Linked DNA regions of Homo sapiens: region 2 is linked to region 1. The links are chromatin contacts, found by Hi-C or POLR2A ChIA-PET in ENCODE. All regions are on one chromosome and are shown on one strand. Each heading gives the region's core, a stretch centred on a gene start or an enhancer-like site at or near the end of the contact. The rest is flanking DNA. Distances are from core to core; before and after follow the strand shown.

The links. A loop is a pair of places that touch in the nucleus more often than their neighbours do. ChIA-PET counts read pairs that join two places held with the same protein, here RNA polymerase II (POLR2A). Pooled maps may share reads with other maps.
Region 2: a loop to region 1 is called in a map of psoas muscle, with 2.1 times the contacts of the local background. The contact joins two enhancer-like sites. A Hi-C loop is called at or near these places in 1 of 168 maps with a recorded cell type or tissue (psoas muscle) and 8 of 50 pooled maps. POLR2A ChIA-PET finds 5 or more read pairs at or near these places in 1 of 52 experiments (activated T-cell).

The regions. Positions count from the first base shown.
Region 1 is chr6:14,876,926-14,884,134 of GRCh38, forward strand. All of the region lies in intron 2 of LOC105374945 (a long non-coding RNA gene), which reads right to left. Among named protein-coding and RNA genes, the nearest start is that of JARID2-DT, 360 kb to the right of the region's middle. RefSeq lists enhancers at 1-280, 61-250, 2,820-3,330, 3,331-3,840, 6,296-7,007. Within about 2 kb of position 3,303, at least 7 of the 41 ENCODE cell types and tissues checked have a DNase peak (open chromatin) inside an H3K27ac peak, as active enhancers do; they include psoas muscle, where a contact is called at or near this core.
Region 2 is chr6:14,537,899-14,545,107 of GRCh38, forward strand. No RefSeq gene overlaps it. Among named protein-coding and RNA genes, the nearest start is that of LINC01108, 260 kb to the left of the region's middle. RefSeq lists an enhancer at 2,256-2,826. Within about 2 kb of position 2,558, at least 4 of the 41 ENCODE cell types and tissues checked have a DNase peak (open chromatin) inside an H3K27ac peak, as active enhancers do; they include psoas muscle, where a contact is called at or near this core.

The DNA of each region.
Region 1 (7,209 bases), core at 2,053-4,552:
AAGCCAAAGAAACTTAGGCTGCTCATGAATATTCATCTGAGGAAGGCTTCTGTCAATAAGGTGCATGGTGGGAGCTGGATTCTTCCCCTCTTCACCTAGGTTGACCAAGGGGGACATGAAGGAGCCCGTGCAAGCTCAGCCTGGGCACCCACCCATGGAAGGACAGCAGCCTCCAGGGCAAGGTCAAGCAGGAGAGGCCCCAGTCAGATTTCGATATTGAGAAGTACAACCATTTTGTGCTGTTTAAAAATACGGATGTGTAAAACCAGAGCGTAGTCATTCTTTGACATGCTGTGTGATTTTCCTACACAAATCAGAGCTTTAAAAGCCTTGGAGGGGATAAATGGAATCACAGGGCGAGTACAACAGGATACGGTGAGTCATTTCAACTTCCTGCTAAACATGAACCCTACAAAAGCTTGATGTGTCTCAGATTTTTTGCTGGGGGTTTTCCTCCTCGATTCAACCTCGGGTTTCTATGGCTTGCTCCTTCCTTCTTTTTATTTCTTTCTATGCATCACATTTGTCCTAGATCCTTCTCGGTCTATAAATAACATCATTGTGTCATGCTGGACACTGGGTTTTAAATGTCAGCATCCTGTGCGCAGCCTTACCCCATGAGATAATATGGTTTTTCTAACTGCATTCCTACAGCACTGAACTAACTGAGGTGTTCAGCTGCTAAAAATTTTCTTAAATGGTGACATTTTCATAACCCCAGGGTTAGGGGATGGGATTAAGTTAATGGATAGAATTTTCTAGAATTTTCTCAATGTTAGGCTTTTCTCCAGTAGACTTTTTTTTTTTTAGGTTTGTAGTTCTTGTGACTTCTTAAACAATGAACAAAAAGAAAAATGAAAAAGGAATGAATGTTTCTCTTGACGCAAAGAGGCAAGAATAGGATTTTTTATATTTCTGAATTAAATTTATTCTGCTTCTGATCCCCACCTGCCTAGCTGGTAGGAAATTCAGTCTCAGTCATTATTGAGGCTTCCTTCCCCCGCCGTGGCATTGTGAGTGCTATGTGGTACCAGGACTTGAATATGTGAGGAGGGAAGGAATGTACCAGGAGGTTGAGCTGTGGGGGCTGCCACTGTGGCCAACAGTCCCTCTCTCTCTGCTTCTGTTGAGCACTGGTTGCCTGGCAAGATCAGCACATCCTACTCTGAAAGAATTCAGGGAGCCCCCATGTAGCCACTGTGTCCACAGATACACCCATGGGACCCCCACCCTAACCCTACAGGCAACCTGCCACAATCCTCAGGAGGCACTTGGCACAAGAGGGACTGTCTGGGAGGAAAAACTTTTCCTCTACCCTCTTAGGTGCGGTGATTGGGGATGTGCAAACTAAACTGGCAAAAGATAGATGAGGACGAGAAAAAAAACAGATTATAATTGTATATGTACACACTGGAATTCACAAAGACTCAAGGAGTCTCAAGGAGGTGGTTAGAATTCAGGGCTTATATGCTACCCTATTAGGGGAAGGGGAGGGGCAGAGGGGCACTTCTGGGAAAACAAATGACTACTTAGAAATGGAGAAGAAATGGCACTTAGGGAAAACAAATGACTTTTTAGAAAGACAAATGTGCCCATAGGAGAATAAAAGGGAAAAATGATCTTTTTGTAACAATATCTGTTTGACTGTGGTACCAATTTCTCATTTCCAAGAAGAGAAGATTAGAATTGCTTCCAAGGAGGGGATTTATAAAAACTGAGTTCTTTTGGGAGGCTCTGCTTTTAGGCAGATAAGAGATTTCATGAACTCAAATGCCTTCAGCTCAAAATAATTTTTTTATGCCACCTTGGCTTATTCTAGACCCCTTCAGGGCCCAGGACCTCCCATGTTTAGAGATCCCAAAGCCAGTCCTGCTCTTAATTTCATGGACTCCCCCACTCCTTACCCACCAACCCAATTCAATTTCTCAACTGTGAACATTTTCTTTCATCCCTTTCCTTTCCCAGAAGGCCCAGTGTAATCCTACTCAAAGGGCCTTTACAACAAATATCAGGTGGAGTTGTCTTCTGGGTACCAACAAGTCATGCTTTGGTCTTATAAGACAAGACTCAGTTTCTCAGGAATGAGGAAGGTGAAAATACAACAGGGAGAACAAAAACACATATCTCAATAAACTGCCTGTCAAAAATATCAATGGAATGACTTAAAAACATGACTGTACTTTGGATATATGTATTTTTCTATTGTAATGTTTCATTGCATGCCCGCACATAACTTTCAGTCTCAATCATTGTTGGGGCTTCTTTCCCACCTCCATGGCATTGTCAGAATTGCTGGTATAATTATTTTACATTTATGGCCAGACACGGTGGCTCACACCTGTAATCCCAGCACTTTGGGAGGCCAAGGTGGGCGGCTCACCTGAGGTCAGGAGTTTGAGACCAGCCCGGCCAACATGGTGAAACCCCATCTCTACTAAAAGTACAAAAATTAGCCGGGCATGGTGATGCATGTCTGTAATCCCAGCTACTCAGGAGGCTGAGGCAGGAGAATCAGGAGGCAGAGGTTACAGTGAGCCAAGATCATGCCACTGCACTCCAGCCTGGGCAAGAGAGTGAGACTCTGTCTCAAAAAAAAAAAAAAAAAAAAAAAAAAATTTTTACATCTGTGATAGTCTGCCAAAAGCACCTGATTTTCAAGTTCTATATCCCCTGAACAAGTTGCAAACTACTGATATTGTATATGTGAAAATAACTTGTGCCCTGCCAAGCACATGGTGGGTGTAGAACAATGGCCTGTGTATTCTGAATAATACCATCTGATTCAATGTGGGGGAGGGAAAAAAGAGAATGAAATGTGTCTTGGGGAAGAGGGGCCACTCGCCAAGAAAAGGTGTGATCATGGCCCCCTTAGAACTGAGATCAGAAGATTTATCAGAGTATAGAAAGATTGCCAGATGAAAAACAAGATGCCCAGTTAAATTTGAATTTCAGAGAAATAATCACATTTTAAAATACAAGTATATATTATATGATATTTGGGACATACTTATACTAAAAAACATTCATGGTTTATCTGGTCAAATCTAACTGAGTATCCTATATTTTCATTTGCTAAATCTGGCAACCCTAATTACAGGGCCCTTCTAAACTATCAGCTTAAACCATTGGTAACATGGATACTGCACCCGACAGCGCCGGATTTGAAAGGGTGCCCTAAAGTAGACACCAAGGTGGGTAGGTCGAATAATGTAGCACATCATGTCAACATTGCTGCTGGCCTCCAGGCCTGCATCGCTTTTCTCTGCCGCAAGCTGGAGCTGGCACTGTTTTGGTAGCAATGGTTGCTGTGCCCTGGGCAGCAGGCAGCAAGGCATCCTGCAGGACCAGGGAGCCCTTGGCTGGGAACATTCTGTTTCCTTCACAGGTTCCTCTTCAGCCTCCAGTCCAAGGCCCAGTCTTGGGCCCCCGCTCTCCTTTCTTCACGCTTTCTCTAAAAGAACATTTTTCCAGGCTCACACTTTCTTTCAATCATCACCTCTAAGCGGATTTAGTCTCCAGGGGCTCAGGCAGCAGCCCCACTGTTGAGCTGCACTTGGGTTCCTCATCATGTTCTTAAACTCAAACAGGCAAAACAAAACTCACAACCCTCCCTCCAGACCAGCAGCCCCTCCTCGTGTCTTTGGGTAGCCCTGGTCTCTATTAGTCCAACCCCTGGTGGCATCTTTGACATCACTTTCTTTCCCTTCCCATAACAAATCAGTCTCCATAGTCTCAGCAGTTTTTGTTGTTATTGTTTATTTTATTTTCATGATATTGGCGCTCAATTACAATGCCCCCAAATCCAGGCTTTCTGTCTCCAAGTCTGTCTTGTTATTGTCATTCCCCTGCTGAAAAGTTTCCATGGCTTCCAGCTTCCTGCAAGGTTAAACAGAAACTTTTTTTCCTGTCTTTCATGGCCCTCCATAATAAAGGCCTGCTCTGCCCAGAAACTTCGGTTCCTACTATTTCCCAACACATTTCCTCTTTCACAGCAAGGCTCCCGACCTCTGTCTCAGGAATCCATCAATCCCATTTCCATCTCCACTGCCCCTTTCCCCATGGAGAATGTTCTTGCCTCCAGCTGTCTAAATCCTGCCCATCCTTTAGAGACAAGGGCAATTTCCTTTTATATTGTGGAGATTTCCTTGTCTAATCCAGCCTGCTGGGATCTCTTTCTACAGCCTTTACCTTACAACAAAGGACTGTAAGGATACAATCATGAAATTTTCTTTGATTAAAAGGATGGAGGAGGCTGCTCCCTTCACCAAGATCCTGACTTTTCTCTCTTTGCACAATATTTTTGGTATCCTTTTGGGGTGGAGCAACTGAGTCAGGAGAAAGATTTTCCAGCTCCACAGGCAGAGTCCCCTCTAGACACAGACTTCCAGTATCTCCCAGCATCTGGTCTCCAAATCGGTGACACACATACTAAGCAAACGGCTTTGAGGAGCTCACTTTTCCCTCCAAAATGAAAACAATGAGAAAAATCTAAATTGTATTGCATTATGATAAAAATGTTCCCCAGTGTTAATTTAATGCATAGGCAGTGCTTATGGTTCTTCTTGACCTTAGTGAAACTTTTTTTTTTTTAAGGCTACTATTGTAGTAGATCTTTGGCACTGGTCAATGCTATGAGTCAACCCTTTGAGGAAGTTGTGGATCTTGGTTTGTGATTTATCCAGTGCTGCCTAGTTAATATCCTGACTTCTCCCAGCTCCCAGCTCTGCTCGTCCAGCGGTTTCCATCAGTTCAGAAACATGAGGCCCCAGGGCAGGACCGCATTCTCTAGTGAATCCATTTCAGATACTATCATTAAAGCCCATCGTGAATAAAGCTATGGTGGGCCTAAATCCAATCTTTGTTTCTGAAATTTGGTAAGGACCATCTTCTTCATAAGAGTTCTAATGCTTTCAAATTTCATAACTATCCAGATGGAACAAATAAAGACATTGATTCTAAATGGCCATTTCCCCTAGATATTGATGGGCTGGGAATAACAAGAATGATTCATGGAATCACATGAAATCAAATTCCATTTGGAAACTGGGTAAGGTAAAAACCGTATATATAAAAAATATATAAGAGGCCAATCACCAGCAATGTAATTTTAATCATATCCTGGGACCTTGCTCTAATTAGCAAGATCATTTCTGTACAACGCAAACTCAGAACAGACCCTTTCCAAGGATGGTCATTGATTGAAGCAACTCTGGGTACAGGGTGGAAGGGAGCAAAGACCAGAGGAAGGAAAGCCAATTAGAAAACTATGGCCAACAGTTCAGGCAAGGTCATGAGGACCTGAAATAAAATGGTGAGAGCAGGAAGAAAAGGACACCCTTAAGAAGCATTAAGTCTGAGTGTGTCTAATGAACTGACCAGTGGCCGGCAGAAGCCATTTGTTTAAGGAGGTGATGCTTGGCAGAAGGAAGTAAGAGAAAGAGAGGAATGCACTTACTCAATGGGGGTGATGTCTGCAAGAAGGTGCTTATTGTGTTTGTACCAGATGTTGGACCCTGACCTGGCCCCATGGATTTATGTCCAAGTTCTGCTGAAACTTGGCTGAAAGAGGAGCTGTGAGACACAGGAGCCCAGACATGCTGCTTTGTGCCCAGTGATGAAATGTAACCCAAAAGAGAGGCGAGCCATGTTCTCCCCTCTCTTGCCCAGGACCGAGGGTGGCTCAGCTCAGGGATGTGGGTGAGGACCAAGGCATTGAGTGGGCCTGGGGAGCAGGAGCTGTCAGGCTTTTGGCAGAAGCCCAAGGGTCATCCCAGGGAACACAAGCAGCAGAGGAACCCAGCAGTGGACCTGGGGGCCAGGGACAGCATAAAGGCACGAGCCAAAGAAAAGAAGCGAGACCCCAGGGACTCACAGCGATAAATGGCTGAGGTTCTGAGTGATGGGGGAGGGGCCGGAACAATGAAATGTGAGTTCTGACAGTGCATTTGACCTCATCTGTACCCACAAGCTGGCATGCCTGGAAGCATTCGTGTTGCAAATAGACACACACCCGTACTTATCACATTACATTACAATCCACAGTTTACATAACTTTCTTCCTCGATACTCTCTGAGCCTCACAAGCATTAAAGACACAGATCATTCATCCTTGTGTCTCAGAATAGAGCACAGGACAGGTAGTAGGTGCTCAGTCAGTGGTGGCCTGTAAATGGATGAAATACCAAGAGGAATCTCATCACCCAGTCCCCCAATACTAAAACAGTGTTACTACGAAACTCCAACATTAGAAACAAAAATCAACAGCATGCTTCCTGTGGAAACCAGGATTCCCAGAATAACACTATGGCCCAGAAGACCCTGGTCTCTTCAGGTACTGCTGGCAAGTTGCTCTATTTCTCCACTCCTGGCAAAACAGAGATGCCTTTGAACTTAATAAAATAGACTTTCGGCCAAAAATAGCAAGCAAAATCAGAGAAGCCAAAAAATTAAAAATAAAACATTATTTTCCTTTCTGTGTGCAGGGGACGGCAGAAGGGGCAGGGAAGCATGTTAATTAGCTATTCTGGTGACCACGTATTTAAGTAACAGCCACACTTAACATATGCGTCCAACCAGCTTCAATTCCATGATCTGAGAGGTGGTGCTCTCCAGAACCGCTTGGGCCAGGAAAAGGTGACTAGAGATTTGATTAAAATGCAGGCCCATGCCGGGCGCGGTGGCTCATGCCTGTAATACCAGCACTTTGGGAGGCCGAGGCAGGTGGATCACTTGGGGTCAGGAGTTTGACACCAGCCTGGCCAACATGTTGAAACCCTGTCTCTACTAAAAATACAAAAATTAGCAGGGCGTGGTGATGGGCACCTGTAATCCCAGCTACTCGGGAGGCTCAGGCAGGAGAACTGCTTGAACCCGGGGGGCGAAGGTTGCAGTGAGCCAAAATAGTGCCACTGCACTCCAGCCAGGCAACAGAGCAAAACTCCATCTCAAAGAAACTAAAATAAAATAAAACGCGGGTCCTAGAGGAAGAGGAAGGAGCTCCGATGGAAGTGCTGCTACAGAAAAGTCACATGGAAGCCCACAGAGCCACCAATTAGATCTGCTGCCCAAACTCCACAAAAGCAAAGTTTGAAGAGACAGTGAGGAGGAAATAGCCCAAAGAGGCCACTCCTTCCTGCAGAGGTCAACCAGCTGCTCTGAATTAAGAACTCTCAAGTCACTGACACAACGCAATATGACACCTTTCCAGCT
Region 2 (7,209 bases), core at 1,308-3,807, 340 kb before region 1:
TAAACTTTAATTTCTAAACGAGTGGCAGAGATGCCAGGTGTTGCCATGTTAGGTGAGCTGCTAAAAGGCTGCCTCTGAATAAGTGAGCACTGGTAAGACCAGCAGAAGAACCACCCAGCTAATCCCAGCTTAATTGCAGAATTGTGAGCAAATAAATGGTTGTTGGTATAAGCCATTGATTTTGAGGCTGTTTGTAACATCAATAGATAAACATAGTACAACACCTTCCTTGAATATGTCCAAAGGGGTAGATAACATGCACCGCTATATTAGCATACTCAGAGGGGAGGTTTATATGATCTGGAGAGATGGGTGGTACACAAATAATGAGGGAAGACCAAGGCCCTTGCTATGCCCAATTCATAAAACATAATTAGAATAGTGTAAGTACAAGCCAGAAGTTGCCCAGTTAAACGACAGAACTGGGGATGCAGTTTGGGACTTTATAATCCCTATATCCATGCTAATCCCCAGAAAAGAGGGGGACAAATTATTTTCTAAAATAAGTAACTAAAATGGGATATGGAGGCAGGATGAAAAAGGTTGTTCCAAGGCTAGGGTTCTTCCAGGGAGTGAGATTTTTTTTGAAGACTAGCAGGTGATATGCTTGAAAAGGAAGAAAAGAGCCATAAATAAAAACACACACACACAATTCTAGCAGACTCTGGTTTCCCATGAACGCAATCAACAGAATAGATTTTGTAGTTTTTTTGTAGCTCAACATACTTACAGTTGCCAAACCATACTGTTAATATTTTACCAGATGAGTATCTTTTTATGATCTGTGTTCAATATAATTGATAGCACTACTAAGTATACTGAACACTTACAACGCCAAAATAAAAAATAATTTATTCTAACACTATCACAACAACAAACATCATTAACATCACACCAACCATATCACTTTTCACTGTTTCATTCATCTCTAGCCATTCCACTGCCCCAGCTCACCAGAGGAGTCAAGCTTAGAGTGTGGCCCAAGCTGTTGAAAGAGGGTGACCAGGATGCTGGAGCTCACGGTCATCAAAGGCCTGTCTGCATAAGCCCCTCATTTAAAAGAGAGAAATGTGGGCTAGGCATTCCCTGGAATCCCATGACATTGACAGTCTTGGAAGAATGAAAGAGTTTAAGCCTTTCTAGTCTAATGTCTAATTTGAGAGGACAGCCGACTTCTCAGAACGGAAGCCAGAGAATATTTATGACTAATCTAGTCTCCCCTTTCCTTCTGTAATGCTCTGCAGTTCTAAGAAGGCAAAGGACATTTCAAGAAGGAGAAACAACCTGTGCAAAGGCTCAGAGAAAAAAAAAGGTGGAACGAGGCCACATTTGAAGGATGATGAGGGGTCTCAAGAGGCTGGTGGGACCTGGATGGATTTTGACCAAGAAAGGGAGGTGAGTTTACTCCATTTGTATGTATCCTTGAGGTACATTAGCTACTTCAGGGCCAGAAATAGATGTTCTGGACTATGTCTTGATTAAATTAATAGAATTCACGTGATAGGATCCTCTCTATCTCATTTTATATAGTAGCTATGAGCAGTGTCCCAATTCTATTTTACACTTAATAAATTGGGAGCACACTAATACCAACGAGTGAAGACCTTTCCTTAGAAGGCTCCAGTCCTTGGAAAAGTTGATGTCTCCTCGAAGCCCTAAAACTTCTGAAGTCCTGTGATTAAAGTGGTAAATAATAGGTCATTTTTTAGGCAGAACAACCAAGGCATACTGTTATGGACTGAATTGTGTCTCCCCCACAACCCTCCCAAAATTCATGTGTTGAAGTCATAAGCCTCAGTATCTCAGAATGTGACCTTATTTGGAGATAAGTTCTTTAAAGAGGTAATTAAGTTAACGCGAGGTAATTAGGATGGAGCCCTAACCCAAGAGGACAGATGTCCTTATAAGAAGAGGAGAGGAGGAACAGCCACACACAGAGGGAAGACCACGCGAGGACACAGGGAGAAGATGCCACCTACAAGCCAAGGAGAGAGGCCCCGGGAGAAACCAAGCCTGTGGACACCTGGATCTCGGGCTTCAGCCTCCAAAACCATGAGAAAGTACATTTCTGTTGCTGAAGCCCCCCCAGGCTGTGGTGCTTTGTTAGGGCAAAAATCCCGAGCAGACAAATATGTACACCAGTCCCAGCGCCCAGCCTCATACGGGCCTATGTTAAGTCAACTCTCATGTGCCAGATTCTGCTTCCTCCAGCTTTAGGTACAAAGGAGGGCAATGAGCCGCCCTTTTACCTATGTTCTCTCAACACGGATCATCAAAAGGGGGCAGAAGGAAGTGGGAAGGAGGCCTGAGAAGTTGCCAAGGTAGATAAGAAGTCCTCAGAGGGTACCGCAGGACATTCTGGGGCTCAGGGTTGGGAGGACTTTGTGGAGATTGTGCTTCAGTCCTGCCCCACAGGACTGTCATGAGCACTGGTGGGTTTGAAGGGAATGTGGACAGAAGGAAGAGGCACTCACTCCCTGGAAGGGCCATCCTTCATGTTTAAAATAGCCTCAGTCAACCCTGCCAGATGACAGTGAGTCACAGGATGGTGGATTTCTTACCTGCCCCTTGGCCAGAGCCACCATCGTTGCGGCCAGCAGCGTGGCCCGGCTCCCTTTGTCCAAAACAAACACTAATGCAGGCAGGCAGCCCTGTGGGTGAGAAGGCTCAGGAGGGTGAAGGCTTGTTTTGGAGGTCATCCCATTTAATCCTTCCCTTCTGCCTTTCTCTTTGTTTCTCACTGAAGCCCAGAAAGCTTGCCTGGTCGTGATTTTTTATTATTAGTAGTATTAATACTAGTGTCTTGCCTTTCGGTTTGGATGGCCTGCAGAACTCATGCCCAGCAGTGCACGGCCACTAAGCCCACTGAGGCAGGGGGCTTAACTGGGCTAGGGGGCTTCTAGCTCCCAGCCTCTGTGGGCTATTTTTGCGGGTTTTCTCGCTCTCTCCCAGCAAGCCTCGTGTCTGTGGGATGTACCCAGTCTTTCCCGTGCGCGCATTTGAAAGGAGCAGATGAAAGCTGCTCCTCTGAGCCCGCCTAATTGGAGAGAATTGCAGTTTAGAGGTAAGGGTTGGGCCTAATAAGCAAGCAGGGGAGGGTGCATAGAGGAGGGGGCGGGCTAGGAGGAGAAGAGCTTTTTATGAAAATGTGGGCCTCCCCACTGTCATTCCCCTTCAGCTGCTGCCTCGCAGATGGACCCTTTAATTGAATTTTCCTACAGGCCTGGGGGAGGGAGTCATTTCAGGTCCAGAGAGCAATTGAAGTGAATCCGAGGGCTTTGGTTTCTTTTCATCAGGAGCTGAGGGCCAGGTGGGGTGGGTGTCAGTCTTGGTATTTTCATCTTGTGCCTGCTATCTTTGTCTACCTTGCCATTCTTCTCATTTTCCCCCTTTTAAAAATCCACACTCAGGATTATGTTGCTACATCCTGGACTTAGTCATCGCAGAAGCTTGGAGGAAGATGAATTAGAAAGATAGGGTTTTGTTTGATTCCATTGGTTCAACCTTTTACTGAGCACCTGCTGTTTGCCTAGGCCTATGTTCAGCTCTGATGAAGACAGTGGGAAGTTCAATGCATGCCTTCTGAGAATTTCTGCCTAATCAGAAAGAATGCCCTTAAAAATAAAAGAAAAAAGCAAAACAAAACAAACAGCCAATAAACAAAACCAGCCGAAAGACCACAGAATGAGGCATGACATTCTAAACGGAATATGACCAAGCACTAAAATGTACGGGTAAGGCAACCAGAACAAGTCCCTTGAGGGTCAGAGGCATGTGGGCCACTTATTTTGGACAATAGACTGTAAATGGCCTGATATCAAAAAATGTACCTATAGAATGCTCAACACCTCTCTCTGCCCCGGGAAAAGCAAGAAAGCAGGGTAAGAAAAGGAAAATAGGGTCCAGTTCTCCACCTTCTGTGAAAATAGCAAGGGTGTGCCTGTATCCAGGATTCTGCTGAGAGTCCTGTAGGTTCGAGTATGATCCCAGGAACGCTGTGAAGAAACCTGAACATCCACCTGTCTGTATCTTCAACCATCTTAATTGAGCTTCACGAGATGGAAAATGTGGTCATGTAGAGGGGAAGAAAATCTCTTACCACAAAACCATGCATTGGTTCGTTCATTCATCAATGTTTAAGTGTCTACCATATTTCTGAGTCTCTGTTCAAGACTGGAGATACAAAGTCAAATATCACATGGTTTCTGAGGTTAAAGGAGGGTAGCACCATGTGGGCATAACTTAATTCTTTTGTTAGTATTTTATAGCAAGAAAACTTAGTTGAAATCTGGGCACAGAGTACTTAATGGATATAGTAGGTGAGGGAAGAACACGAACTGCCTCTGTATAATAGATATCCCTAAATACAAAACATTCTAAGCAAAGCAGGAAGCCTGTGAGTTCTTTATTGTGGCCCTCAGTGGCAGCCACGTGAGGCTTGGCATAGCAGTCGTCCTCTGGTGCTCAGGGGACAGTAACTGAAGCTACTAGGGAGGATGGGGTGACCAGGAGAGGTGAAACCAGAACTGTGCTACAAAAGAGGGAGAGGATTTAGATGGAAAGAAAAGGAAGGCTACTCTGAGCCGATCACCCCTGGCACAGATGTAGAGGTGGGAATGAGAATGGATATATAGAGAGAGGTGGCCGGCCTATCTGTGTAGGACCATGCCCACGGCAAATGGGAGAAATGTGTAGTCAGGTGAAGTCAAACCATCAAGGCGGATCCTCATTTGCATAATGAGGAATTTATTCTCACAGAAAAACAACAACAAAAAAATTAACTTTCATCAGGTTCCTGATACAACCAGTTACTTTTTTCATCTTGATTATTTATCATTGTCATGATCGTCATCATCGTCATCATCATCACCTAATCCTTACATGACTACTGTGAAGTAGCAAATGTAATCGATTGTAGAGGGAAGGAGATCCCGGTTCAAACAGCATAAGTGACTCACCCAGCATCACAGAGCTAGCGTGTGGGTGGAACTGAGAGTCATGCATCAGCTCCTGCACCACAGCTGCCTCCCTGGCAGGGAGCAGGAGAACAGGGTCGTGGCCAACATCCCCTTGCTCACTCCTTGGGTACTCTAAGTATTGCCTGGGTATGTGGTGACCAGGGGGGAGGCGAACAGAGCCCACCAAAAAGCACTGGGGTCACCATTTTAGAAGCTGTCCCCCTGCCAATCCTCTGAGGCCAGCCTGCCCTACTCTTCCTGATGAGAGGTACCAGGAAAGTGTTCATTATGCCACCTGCTGTGTTAAGCACTTTACATTCATTACTTCAATTAATTCTCACGCCAACCCTTGAAAGTAAGAATTATGGCTCTTGTTTTACACCTTAGGACATGGCGGCTCTGAGAAGTTGGTCTGACTCCAGTGACTGAGCTCTTTCCCCCGGGCAGCTGTGTGCTGTAAGATGCTACCTCTGGAGCACTCCCCTCTGCCAATGTCTTAGAGTTCACACTCAATAAACATCTTTTCAGAGATAAGTACATGCCACCCACTGCTAGCCACACACCTTGCCAACTCTACTTAAAAAATAAAAGCAAAAATCTTCAAGTATTGATTCATAAGGAGCTTGACGCATTAATGAGAACTGGTGTCAGTGGGTGACTTGCGCAGTCACCAAGGGGAGGAAGGCATCCCATTCCTCCTTGCTTTCCCCAGGGAGGACCCCAGGGATCACCTACCAAAAATCGTCAACTCAGCCTTCACATACGAATGCTTGGAACCTGGTGATCGATAATGACAAAGCTGATGTTTGTTGATCGCTGTGTAGCAGTCACTGTGCTAAGAACTTCACGTATATGGTGGGATAGTATTTCAAAGCAGGGTGTCTCAATCTTGATACTACTGACATTTGGCACCAGATAATTCTTTTATACAGGAGGTTTCTCTGTGCATTGTAAGATGCTTAGCAGCATCCCCGACCTCTTTCTACTAGATGCTGGTAGCATCTCACTCCCTCCCAGTTGTGACCATCAGAAATGTCTCTAGACATTGCCCAATGTCTCCTGGATGCCAAAGTTGCCCCCAGTTGAGGACCACTGCTTTAGAGTATAAATTGATGTGCCTCTAAATTGATATGTTGGGATCATTTGCCTCTAGTTCAGGCGAGCACAGAGACCAACAGCAATCCTTATCAGCTTTGACTTGGGCCATTCCGGGCCATTCTGCACCATCTGCCTGGAATTCTGGGTAACAGGGTCATGCCTCAGGTCAACCTTCCCCCATACAGCCAACACATAGCAACATGAGCCCCACTCATGAAGGACCACAAACATAATTAATTGTCCCCAAACCCCTGGGCTTTGGGTTTCCTGAGTTCGTATGCTTGGGAACAGCTGCTAGTGGACATAAAACGCTGGGAGAACCCTTTCAGATCCTGCCTTGCCACTAATTAGATGTGCAATCTTGCAAAGTGACTTAAGCTCTCTAAGGCTCAGTTTTCTTCTCTGTAAAATCAAGATAACAGCACTTTCATCACATGGGTTCTCGGGAAGATTAAACAGGATGCTAAATATAAAACACCTCCTCTTGTGCCAGGCAACATAGTAGGCTTAATCAATCTAAATTGTCTTTGTCCTCACCCTTATCTCCCCAAGACAAAGATAGGATTTTATCTGGAACAAAACCCAGTGAAGGGTATGTTAACGAATTCCATCAAACAGAGCCATGATATGAATGAATGGCTATATTTCCTTCCAAGCATGATTTTTGGTCTTGGCATAATTCAACCCCTTTTTGATTCTCCAAGTAATCTCTCTTCAACCGAGTACACAGACTTGATGAATCAAGGCTGCTTTTGGAGCCCTCACCAAGAAAGGTGTGGGCCCCTCTGCAGGTGTCTGCACTCCGATAAGCTTGTCAGCAGAGGCTTTTCAGAGCCTGCCTCATCTGTCAGATGTACAGGTGTGCCTGGGCTCAGCTTACACCCTGAGTCAGGGTCACGGTTGGCAAGATGGAGTTTTTCCCCAGGGATGGAAGCCTTATCAACTTGAATAACAACCTGCTGCAGCCTGGTGCCTGCAGAGGGCAATGAATAAGCTTCTCTTTGCCCTGCATCCAAAAGCCAAGAGCCAGTGCACATTCTCAAGGGAATCAGATTGGGGGTGGGTTCTTGGTAAAACTGAAGATTATCAGGCCAAAAGAAACAGAAAAATAGATGGTAGCTGCTTAGTAAGCTTTTGTGTCTTTTAAGGTTTA